Linked DNA regions of Mus musculus: region 1 is linked to region 2. Evidence: chromatin contacts called from ENCODE Hi-C data. All regions are on one chromosome and are shown on one strand. The core of a region is the stretch at or near the end of the contact, and the rest is flanking DNA. Distances in the headings are between cores, read along the strand shown.

Region 1 (6,167 bases), core at 1,543-4,042, 3.5 Mb after region 2:
CAATACCTCTCCTGGGCATATATCCAGAAGATGTCCCGACCGGTAAGAAGAACACATGCTCCACTATGTTCATAGCAGCCTTGTTTATAATAGCCAGGAGCTGGAAAGAACCCAGATGCCCCTCAACAGAGGAATGGATACAGAAAATGTGGTACATTTACACAATGGAATACTACTCAGCTATTAAAAAAATGAATTTATGAAATTCCTAGGCAAATGGATGGACCTGGAGGGTATCATCCTGAGTGAAGTAACCCAATCACAAAGGAACTTGCACAATATGTACTCACTGATAAGTGGATATTAGCCCAGAAACTTAGGATTCCCAAGATATAAGATACAACTTGCCAAACGCATGAAATTCAAGAAGAACGAAGACCAAAGTGTGGACACTTTACCCTTTCTTAGAAATGGGAACAAAATACCCATAGAAGGAGTTACAGAGACAAAATTTGGAGCTGTGACGAAAGGATGGACCATCTAGTGATTGCCATATGCAGGGATCCATCCCATAATCAGCTTCCAAATGCTGACACCATTGCATACACTAGCAAGATTTCACTGAAAGGACCCAGATATAGCTGTCTCTTGTGAGACTATGCCGGGGCCTAGCAAACACAGAAGTGGATGATCACAGTCAGCTATTGGATGGGTCACACGGCCCCTAATGGAGGAGCTAGAGAAATTACCCAAGGAGCTAAAGGGAACTGCAACCCTATAGGTGGAACAACAATATGAACTAACCAGTACCCGGGAGCTCTTGTCTTTAGCTGCATATGTATCAAAAGATGGCCTAGTCGGCCATCACTGCAAAGAGAGGCCTATTGGACTTGCAAACTTTATATGCCCCAGTACAGGGGAACGCCAGGGCCAAAAAGGGGGAGTGGGTGTGTAGGGGATTGGGGAGGTGGGTATGGGGGACCTTTGGGATAGCATTGAAAATGTAAATGAGGAAAATACCTAATTAAAAAAAAAAGAAAAAAAGAAAAAAAAAAAGAAAAGATTTGTAAATTTAGAAGAAGAAAAAAAGAAACGGGAAAGAAATACTCATTTAAGCTACCACAGAGATGAAATATGAATCTCAAAGCCTTGTTGGATGTTCCCAGCCCTGTGAAAGCACAGGCAAGCAGGCAGATCTATGAGTTCAAGGTCAGACTGGTTACATAGTAAACCACACCAGCCATGAATACATTATTAGGCCCTGTCTTACAAAACAAAACAACAAAAACATGTTGGGAAAGGCAGATTGAAACATCAATTTCAAAACATCAGTTGGCTATGTCAGCTTGACATACGTCGGGAATTAATTAAAACCCCAACATGGAGGGCACATGGTGAGGGATTTTTTTACTTAATTGGAAGTAGGAAGACTCACTTCCTACCTTTGAGGTAGGAAGACATTCCTTTATCCGGATCTTTTGAGCTGGGAAGAGCCACCTCAAATATAAGCCACAACTTCTGTGGGAAGAGGACATGGAAGAAAGAAGCTCTTTGCTTGCTTGCCCTCCCTCTCACTGTCATTAGGAAGTGCACTGAAGACCAGCTGAGACACACAGCCTCACGGACTGAGCAAACACTGGATTTTTGGACTCAACATTCATTCATAGCCACTGTTGGACTGGCTGGACTGCAAGCTGTTAAGTCGTTCTAATAAATCCTCTTTCTATTTATAGACAGATTCATTCAATCAATTCAGTTACTCTAGAGGACCCTGACTAATACACATGTCAACACAGTTCGAGAAACAGGGATATTGTGTAGATTGGTTGAATGGGACCAGACCATGGTTCTCTTAGTAGGATAAGGGACTGAGCTGTGTTAGAAGTCAACAGTCAAAAGATCAGAGAGACAAACAGGCAGTCTAGCAAAGTAGGTTTCTCACAGAGTTTGTTTGGTACGAGGGATTAGGCAGCTGTATTTGGTAATGTGTGTATTCTTAATTACCAAACACAGTGGACAGAAATTGTGGATATTGATCTCACTCCTCCCCACCCTTCATCCCCATACTGGGGAGTATTCAAGATCTGTACAAGCTACACAAATGAATTGTACTGAGCCTAGACTCAATCCCAATCTTAAAACTGAAGAAATCCAGGTAATTCTGCCCATGTGAGAAAGGTAGGATTTGAGTTCAGTCCTCAGGCCGCATGCAAAACTGCCACTTTAGCTACTTGTCAGATTTTAGGAAAAAAGGCGAAGCTAAGGAAAAAAAAAAATACAACTGTGCTGCTCTGTAGTACATTTTCACATCTATTTGATACATTTGTCACTAAGAACTAGGCAAAACCCACGAAGAGATCACAAACCATTAAAATTGCTGACCATTAGCAAAAAGGAGCATTTTACCCCCTAAAAGTTTCTTGTTTGTGTAGTAAATATGAAATTTAAAGTTCGCAGACAGGCTGGGGAGATGGTTCAGCGGCTAAAATGCTCGCCAGGGCAACCCATCTCGCCCCGCGCACGCGCACATTGTCCCGCGCACGCGCCTACTGCCCGGCGCGCTCGCTCCCTCGGTCCCGCGCATCCGCGCTCCTGTGCCACGCACACGCGCACCAGGCTCCGGGCCGCGCGCCTGGCCCATGCACGCGGTCCCGCGCACCGGTGCTCCCTCCCTTACCCCAGGATTAGCAGCGCACTCTGCAGCCGTCTCCGCACTTCCAGGAACACGCGCGTTTCCGCCGCAGCCACCGCCATGGCCGACTCAGGGACCCACGCGGGACCGAGCCCACAGTTACTAGAACCCGGACAGGGTGGGAGCACGTGCGGCCGTAGCAGGCGGCTGGCTCCCAGGCCAAGGTAGCGCGAAGGGATCCGGCGGCGGCCGTCTGTCGGCTAGAGCGCCACCTACCGGGAAGAGAGCGCACTGCCGAGGCGCCGACCTTGCCCCAGTGGCCGCTCTAGTAGGACAGGTGCGACCCAGAGAGCAGAGCTGACCTCCACTGGAAGGATGTTGGATGGGCTTGACTATGACTACGAGCATTTCTTTCCCTGAAATGAACAGAAAGCTCAGTTTGGGCCAGGGGAAGCTCTTCTCTGGATAGTTGAGTAGGATGAGGTAGATAATGGAGCAGAAGCTGTACAGGTGGTACTTCCCATAGGTCCAGAGCCCCAAAGCCCACTTTATCGGAGTCTCCTTTATTTGAACTAGAACAGTTTATTAGCTTCCGTATGATGTATCCAAAAATATCCACAATTGATTGGCCATTACATTTCGCGCTAGATATGGTACTTCCAAGACTGAAACAGTTGCAAAAACCAGTGTAACCACTAAAAGACTGGTGGACTTGTATCTTGACTGACCATTCATGTAACTTTTGAGAAGCTAAAAGGAAATGAGTAATTTCTGATATACATTCCCACTATACTGCAGAAATAAAAGAAGTCATAACTTAATTGCTCCTACAAGATACATTTCGAAAGTTTGATGCAGTAAAAGATCTAGTGTGGTATAAACAAATATATCAGGCCATAGGATTTCAGTTGGACACCTTTTAAGAATGGAAAGCTGTTATTTAAAACATAGCTTGTATAATGGGGATTGTCTTAGTTAAGGTTGCTTTTGCTGTGATGAAGCAACAGTACCAAAGGCATTTGGGGAGGAAAGCATGTGTTCAGCTTACACTTCTATACCACTGTTCATCATTGAGGGATGTCAGGACAGGAACCCAAACAGGGCAGAAACCGAGAGGGGGAGCTGATGCAGAAGCTATGGGAGGGTGAGTTTACTGGCTTGCTCCCATGGTTTCACTGAACCTGCTTCCCCATAGAACCGAGGATCACCGACCCAGGCAGGGATAGCACCACCCAACATAGGCTAGGCCCTCCTAGGTCAATCACTATTTTAAAAAACGAGTTACAGTTAGGTCTTATGGAAGCATTTTCTCAATTGAGGTTCCCTCCTTTCAGAAGACTCTATCTTGTGTCAAGTTGACATAAAACTAGCCAGGACTGAAATCCTGTTTATTGATGTTCCATTTCATAATTTCATAGTTATAATTATCTGACATTGAACAAACTGGAAGCATTTCTAAATAGGTTTAATCCAAAGAGGATGGCGTATATCTGCAACCCCAGCATTTAGGAGACTGAGGCAGGATTGCTGAAAGTTCAAGGTCAGTTTGGGCTATGTGAGTACAGGGCCGTCTAGAGCTATGTGGCAAGACTGTCTCAAAACAAAAACTGGTCTTAAGTATACTGAAAATGTGATTTCAGATAACTTTTCTAATATCAACCTTTGAGGTGTTTTAAAGTTTATCATGTTGCTATATAAATTCCTGTTTCATTCCAACAATTTGAGATCATAAGAGGGAATAATAGCTTTAAAAAGTAAAAGCTTTGGGATGGAGGGTTGGCTTTGTGGTTAAGAGCACTTGGTTGCTGTTTCACAGGACTGGGAAGCTAGGTTTATAGCACTCATAATTGCTTGCAACTTCAGAGCATCTGACCTCTTTTTCTGGGCTCCATGCATGCACACACATACCTGTGGCACTCCCATATAAAATATAAGTAAATAATTTTTGAAAAAAAGCAAAGGTAACTACTATTTGGTGGCAACTCATTTATTTGAAGGACAATTGTTCTCTTATACTTTTAACACAGAATATTACTTAAATTTTGGCAATACTTAATATTGACACCTAGCAAAATACACAGCGTCCTCAGATTAGCGTGCTCCTCATATATGGTTTAAAACTAGAACACGCAAAAACACTTGTAAAGACAACAACCCTTTCGAATACGCGTTTGAAAGACGGCTAGATACAAAAAAAAGTGCTAAACTGGCTCTCGGTTTCACACAAACTGTGCCTGAAATGACGCGCATAAAGTGCTGGTGGATCCAGATGATCGTACTTAAATAATACTTCAAAACTGTTTTCAATTCCCCCATTCCATCAAAATGATGGTTCGCTGGCTCCTTGCTCACACCTTTCCCGCCTTCCCTCCGCCGTCTCTCCGGTCGCCCGCACGAGGGCGCTGTGGCGCCGGCTAGCCGTGGCCGCCGAGCAGCGGACGGGGACGGGGGCGGGGACGGAGGCCGCCGACGTCGACGCCGGCGTGGGCGCGCGCGGTGCACGCTGGTAGCTGTCACTAGGCCCTGGGCTGGCGGCCTTCGTGCGGCTGCCGCGGTTGCCAAGAGAGCGGCGCCAGCGGGGAGCAGCAGAGCCCGCGGCAGGTAACAGCGTCCCCGCCCCCGGCGCGGTCGCGCGGCGAGACGCGGCACGGTTCGGGCGAGCGTCTCCGGGCTTGGCCTGCGGTGGTGGCGTCGGGGTGTCACCGCCCGGCCCCCACCTGAGCCCGCCTCTGGGTGGAGGGAAACGGGCCCTGACCTGCCCGGGGCGAGCGGTGGGACCCGGGGCCTGTCCGCCCGTGGCCTTCGGCGGGCAGAGCCGGCACGGGGCTGAGGGGTGGTGTCACCTGGGCGCGGGTGCCCGGCGCCTTTGTTGGAGGCTTCCCGGCACCCCGTTGCCTCGCCAGCCCGGTGGGTCCCTTTTAGGATCGAGGCGACACCGAGGCCCGCCGATGTGCCGGTGCAGAGGGTTGGGAAGCAGAGCCAAGTTCACCAAGAGGAAGCCGAGCTAGCACACGGAAGTTGTTAACAGTCCTCACCTTTGATTTCCAAGGCTTTGAAAGTTGCCCCATCGCTGTACTTAACCTCACCCTCATCCTGTTGAGGAGGGAATAGCACGCAACTGTACTTTCTCCTCCCCAAGCAAATTGTGTCTTGTTAATTCTTATATTATCTCGGAGTTCTGTGGAGTTGAAGAAAACTCAGATTTAGAGATTGTAGTCAACAAACACATTTTTTTTTCTTCTCTTTTTTTTTTTTTTTTTTTTTTGATCGGAAAAATACAGGAGTCAACCTCATTTAGTAGCTCGCAACTATAGGGTCAAAACTTTTCATTCTGGAGATGATAGCCCCATATGTAGGTGTTAAGGTCTTGCCACTTTGAGGTTAGTTGTATTCGTATTAGCATGGCGTCGCTATGTGCTAGGCTATGTGCTAAGTAAGTCACAGGATTATCAATCCCTTGGTTCGTTGAGCTGACAGAAATTATAGCCCAGGTAGTCTGAATTCCTTGTTGTAATGGTTACTTCTAATTAAACTTTGTCATTCCTCAGAACTGCTAAAAGCAACCCCCTTTTGGGGACCCAATTTTTAATAAAGA
Region 2 (6,334 bases), core at 3,775-6,274:
CAAGAAGTATTATAAAAACTCAGTTGTAAATGTGACATCTGGGCAAAGGGACCCTCATTGAAGAACTTTCCTCAGTCAGAGAAGCCTGAGGCTAAATATGTGAGGTGCCTTAATTGCAAATTGATGAGGGGCTAACTCACAGTGGGTGGTGGGCAGCCTAAGCAGTATAAGAAAAGTAGCTGAGCTGGGGGAGTAAATCAACAAACTGAGGTCTTAGTGGCCTCCCTCCAAAGACCTCTGACTCAGTTCCTGCCTCCAGGTGACTTCAGTTCCTCTGAATTCCCACAGAGATGAATTGTGACTTGGGAGTTCTAGGTGGAAATAAACCCTTTCCCCCCAAGTTGTTTTCTGTGAACAGAAACCAAAGTAGGCCAAATACCAAAGAATGGTACTATAAAAAGCATTTATTCGACTTCCAAACTGGCATGATTTCTATAGATTTAACTTTCCATTTTGGAAAGTTAAACACCAAAATGAATGCTAAGCACTTAAAAAACAAAGCACTGCTATTTCTAACTCAAAATCATATTTACAGATCATTTTCCATCCATGTTTTTACATACAGTTAGAAATAACCAAGACAAGAGTAATAAATTATAGAATTTGTTCCTATCACCTGCAAGCTAATTGTCACCTGGCTTCAAGACAACAGTCCACACCTCCTGACTTCTAATTCTTTCACTCTGACAAAAAGATTTCTAACGACATGCAATCAGTTTAAGAAAATGAAATATGGTTATTTTTAATAAAGCAAAATTATATATCAACAAATCAGCAAATATTAACTCAACTGAAAAGAATAACTTACAAATAAAATGTAATCAACACATCCCAAGTAAAAATGCTTCGACGACTTGCTTTAATAAAACAGCTAAGGAGACAACTGGGAAGGGGAACTAAAAAACTAACAATTCAGATACACAAGTAAGAAATGAGCCAAGTGGCTAATGTCTATAATCCCAACTAGGGAAGATGAGACAGGAAGACAGAGCACTAAAAGTCAGTATAGGCTGCAGCAGGTTCCAGACCACCCTAGGATGAGTGAAATCCCATTTTAAAAAACTGAAAATACTGTCCAAAAACCTTGTTAATCTGCAACAATTTGGTTGGAGTGAATACGTAGCTAGCTCACTGTGAAGTGCTTGCTCATCATCAAAGCATGCACAGAGCTGCTGGGTTCACATCCCACACTGCATAAAACATTCTGTAATCAGGACTCTGGGGGTGGAACCAAGAACACCAGAAGAACCAAGGTCAGTCTCAGCTACACACAGTTCAAGGCCAGGCTACCCAAAAATAAAATAAATAAATAAAATTTAAAAACCAAGAAACTTTTTTGGCCTAATACCTGGCTTCATCTAAAAGAGATCTGGCGAATATTTGAAAAATGTCCTTTACTTTAAAAAAAAAAAAAAAAAAAAACTAGGTTAACAAATAAAGTCTGAATAAACTTAAATCGTGCCAAAAACAATTATCCCATCAAATTCCATTCACTTTTACAAGAATGTTTTAAGTATTCCCACAGTTAATAATTCATCACATTCTTAATACCAAACACAAAATTTTCAGCTTGTTAAGAATTCCCTTTTTCAATCATATATTAAATAAATGTGTCAATTTTACTTTTCTAACTTACAAAACTTTCAAAACTGCACTAAACACTCCATTTTCCTCTAGGCCAAAACTGAATGACATTGGAATTCTATTTAGAAGCTATCAATGTTGATATTATTTTTAAACTCATTAAGTACAAACATTTCTCTTTCCTAAAGATTTTCTAGAAAATTCCAATTTCACATGTATCTTTCTGCTCATATTACTATCCAGTTTATCAGTTAATACTCCAAACCATTTTCAAGTAGAAGTTGAAACTACATTTTTAGTCACCAAATAATTTTAAATTAATTCTTGTTAATTCAATTTGATGTACAAAAAGAAAAACTTTTAAGTCATGAAACTGAATTAAGACACAGAATACTTAAGCAACTATGCATGTATTTACCAAAACAAATTTTTCATATGTACCAATATGCTCAAAAACATGACAATCAAAATGTTTTAAAGCTACCTAAAATCAAAATTAAAGTGACATAAAGTCAACCCATACTCTCCCACACCTCAGCATACAGCTTACTGGGTGTGAAAGCATTTCAAAGGGTGCCCTGTGTCCAGTGCAGTTCTATGCTGAGTAAATAAGAGGGCAGGAACCAAACACAAGTTCCAGTGAGAATTTTACCTGTCTTTAGAGTAAAGCCATCGTTAACTGCTGAGGTAAAAACCTCTTCACAAGAAAAATCACCTTCAAGCAAAACAGGTGGCTTTTGATAAATAACATACAGACAACCACAATTTATGAAGTTTGAAAAACTGACTACAAATACTTCATTTTATTACTATTTGGGCCTATGAACCACCTCTAAAATTAATTTCAGTAAACAAAGTGATATTCCTACACTGATTAACCATTCCCAGCATTTATTTGGTCAAAAACACTATTAGTTGCTTAGTTCAAAAAAACATAGCATTACTTAAAGATTCTTAAGTTAACAAGACTTTCATTTTCAATGACTTGGGATTTGTGGGATATTTAAAGAAAGGAAAAGATGAGTGTGGTTTAAAAAAAAAAGCTGTATCATTGTAACAGTATTTTTAGAGTTGTTTTCTTCTTAAACAGCCAGAAAGGCATGGAAATACACTGAAGATTTGTGTAAAAAGCATAAATGTAAAAATTACCAATACTGCAAATAGTAAACCCGGGAGTTTAGTTCAAATTTCAATCACTTTGGACCAAGTAACTGACTGAACTTCCCTAATTCGATATTGAAAATTAACTTGGAAGCATGGAAACGAAAACACCCTCCACTAGGTTTCTACGGCCTTAACAGTCACACGGTAACCAGTGGTTTATATTAAATCATAAAATGCACACACGAAAGCTATGCGACTCATATTCAAAACCAAGCAAAAGCTATCACAATCATGCCATGCCCTCAGAGACACTCATTCTGAACTACTAAAACTGCCTAACCCTACAGCCCTGAAAGCACTAGTAATCACAACTACCTCGAAGAGTCAGAAACTGATCTCAAACATTGTTGTCAGTGCACTGCCTAAATTTCAACTGCTCAATGGGCCCTGGTGAGACTGACTATGCAGCACACTCACACAAACAACTGTATCAACTTCTCTTAGGCAAAGAAGAGGCTGTGAAACCTGCAGCTCCTTTACTCAAGTAAACTAAGAGAACCTTACCATTCACCATACTCGTGTCAGCTCCACGTATGGAAAGCAACTGTTTGTAAATTATTGCCTTTGAAAACTCACCAACTATAAAAACATTGTTTTTCAATCAATTAAAGAAAAACATCTCAATATAAACAAAAACTTAAAAGCCAAGGTCCACCCCACGGCAACTATGCAGATAAAACCCACAATTCTTCAATGACCTCTATAAATGACTTTTAATAAAAGAAGGTAATATCCCCCAAGAATCTGCAAAATTGGAAAACGCCTATTAAAACTTCCAGGTTTATACTTCGGCAGATCTGTTTGTATAATGCACAATGTGCCGCTGGGTGACTACCATATCTATCTGAACGCCTCCAACCAAACAAAGATTAAAAAAAAATAAAATTAAAAATCTGGGTCTGAATCTACAGAAAACAAAAGACAGAGGAGAAGGGGGAAAAAAAATTTTAAAAAATCTTGCCAAGGTTCCTCCGCGGCTCAAAGGCCTTCTTGTGAAATGCTAATGCCACTTCGGAGCAGTTAGTCACCAGCTATTGTGTGGAGCTGGAGAAAGCTGAGCCGGCCGCGCGTGCAGAGCAAGCAAGGAGCTGGCGAGCGCGCTCTCCAGGCTTGCGCCGCTCCCGCTGCCGCCGCCGCCGCGCGCGCGCCCCCGCGCGGATACGCGCGCCGGCCCCTCCTCCTCTGGCCTTGCACTGCACAACACTCATGACGTATCTTTATTTCTAGCACATTAACAAAATATCACAAATAAATTGTCCGCGGACCCCGCGGCCCCGGGGCGCCCGCACCCCCGGCTGCCGCCCCCCGCAGCCCCCGCTCCGGCCTCCCAACCCTCCCCGTGGCCTTTGCAGCTTTTCCCGTTCTGGGGCCAAGTTTTTGTCTCTGTAAAAAATTGCGGGAAATTCAATTTTTATTCGACTCGGGGAAAAGTTTCTTTGCAGTGCGCTAGGAATGTCTCACCAGATTCTGGTAGGTCCTGGGGTGCTCCTTCCCGGTCCAGTCGGTGCGCCGGGGCAGCAGCTGCGGGGACAGGACGCCCGGTGAGCGCGGCCCCCGGCCCGGACCGACGCCGCTCCCCTCCCCAGTCCGCCCCGCGCCCCGCCGGGGACCCCCCGCGCCCCGCGTCCCGCGCCCCGCCGGACGCCCGAGCTTGCGCAGCGGCCCGGGGGAGGCCGTGCGGCGGCGGGACGGCGCCGGGCCGCCGCGCCCTTACCTCCTTCTCGGCCACTTCGCGGATCAGCACCTGCAACAACAAAGCGGGGACGCTGAGCCCCCGCGCCCCGGGCCGCGGCCCCGCCGCCGCCGCCGCCCTCCCCCACGCCCGCGGGCGGCCACCGCGAGCGCCCGCCCGTCCCCGCGCCGCGCGCCGCCTACCTGAGCCGCCTGCTGACAGGGTCCATCTTCCAGGAACCGGGCGATGAGGAAGTAGAGCTCTGCGCGGGAGAGAAGGACGGGGAGACACGGGCTGAGCGGCCGCGGGGGGCGGGGGCCCGCGGGCGAGTCCGCCCGGCGCGGCGGCCCCGCAGCGCCCGACTTACCCGATCGCAGCTCCGAGAGGCCTTTCCTCTCACGAGACATGTTTGCGGGTCACTTCGGGGCCGCCGGCGGGACACCCCGCCGCCGAGGGGACGCGGGGACGGTGCCGCCGCCTGCCCTGTAGCTGTCAGTGTGTGCTCACGAGCCGAGCCTCGGCTCCACCATTCAAGCAACGGCGGCGGAGGCGGAGGAGGAGGAGGAAACAACAACTCTCAGGCAGCGGCCCCGGCTGCGGCCGCCTCCGCCGGGATCCCTCCGCCGCAGAAAGGAGTCCGCGCCTTCGCGGCCCCGCACTCGCCGCCCCCGCCCCCCGCGGGAAAAGGAGTGCCTCGGCCTAGGCCCGCGCCCGCGCGGTCGTCGCTCCGCGCGCCCTGGGCCGCCACTTATTTATTTATTTCCAGCGCGAGGAGATGTCGGAGCCGAAGCGGCGGGCTGCCTGGCGGGCGCTTTCTCTAAAGAGGCCGCGGGCGGGAGGGAGAAAGGGAGGGAGGGGAGGAGGGGGCCGGCACGGCTGCGCGGAGGGATCTGACGCACACGGAGCCGCAGCACAGGCTCTATTCAGCGGCGCTGGCTGGGTTGAGATGGAAGTTAGTTTCTATGTAGCAGAAATAGGAAACAAATGAAGCAAAACTGCTCAAAGAGGGGAAATGCCGGGAGGACTGGGCTCACTCTCACGCACGCACAGAGACTCTCAGCGAGCACTCTCAAGCTGGGCCAAGTCGGGATCGCGCTGCCCTGCCCGACTTGAACGCTAGTGTTTGCTTTCAGTCTTGCCATGTGCATGTGTATAAATGCTGCGGATTGGCATCCGTGTAAGTCTTGTCCTGCGATATTTCTGCAGCCTGGGCAAGTGTTGTGTAATTTATTGGAGTGCCGTGGGTTGCAATAGAGGTTCGGGCTTTTTTTTTTTTTTTTTTTTTTTTGAGCCACTTGCGTTCTGCAAACCCGTTATTCCCCGAAGCCACCTCTGCATATTTCTTTTATTACTACCATCGCCTGAAGCGTTCGTTTAAAAAAAAAAAATGTTTTTGTTTTGATAAACGGGCAAGAGGAACTCCAGATTTGTACTTCAGCTCATCTTTTCCCCCACTTATTACAAAAAGGCTAGTGATGGCTAATTAGGGATTTGGAAGTGAAGAACCTTAAAGCTTTTTAAAGTGTTTACAAGAAGGGCTAATATAAACCTGAAGGAAAGGAAAGGGCGCTAGCTAATACTTATCTCTAACTGATATGGAGGTAAATTACTGACACGGTCGATAACCTACCGAAGGTTATTGAAAGAGTATATTACAGTTTAGCAAAGGTGATTAGTGATTAAATAATTTAAATTATCTGTGTATCTTGCAGTTGACTTCGTCATGCTAATTAATGGCTTCTAATTTACGGTGTAAACCATTCCTGTTTACAGTTAATCACGGGAAGACTTCTTAAAAACTGGCGAAAAGCAGAAACAAAAATCTTTTCGTAAATCCTAATGTAATTACTGGTTTTATATGATACATCGTTCATCTGTGTTTTGCTGATGAGGATAGGGGCCTTGTTATTTTTA

The links. Hi-C counts contacts between places; a loop is a spot of excess contacts on that map.
Region 1: a map of heart shows a loop between it and region 2 (18-fold over the local background). The contact joins the promoter of Ube2cbp here to the promoter of Phip in region 2. A Hi-C loop is called at or near these places in 6 of 37 maps with a recorded cell type or tissue (heart and left cerebral cortex).

The regions. Positions count from the first base shown.
Region 1 is chr9:86,462,124-86,468,290 of GRCm38, forward strand. It overlaps Ube2cbp (ubiquitin-conjugating enzyme E2C binding protein), which reads right to left and starts at 2,793. Exons shown (of 10, transcript NM_027394.2): 1 at 2,618-2,793. The coding sequence starts at 2,694. Dop1a (DOP1 leucine zipper like protein A) reads left to right here and starts at 5,031. Exons shown (of 39, transcript NM_177208.3): 1 at 5,031-5,173.
Region 2 is chr9:82,970,465-82,976,798 of GRCm38, forward strand. It overlaps Phip (pleckstrin homology domain interacting protein), which reads right to left and starts at 5,025. Exons shown (of 40, transcript NM_001081216.1): 1 at 4,788-5,025; 2 at 4,624-4,682; 3 at 4,463-4,492; 4 at 4,210-4,269. The coding sequence starts at 4,827.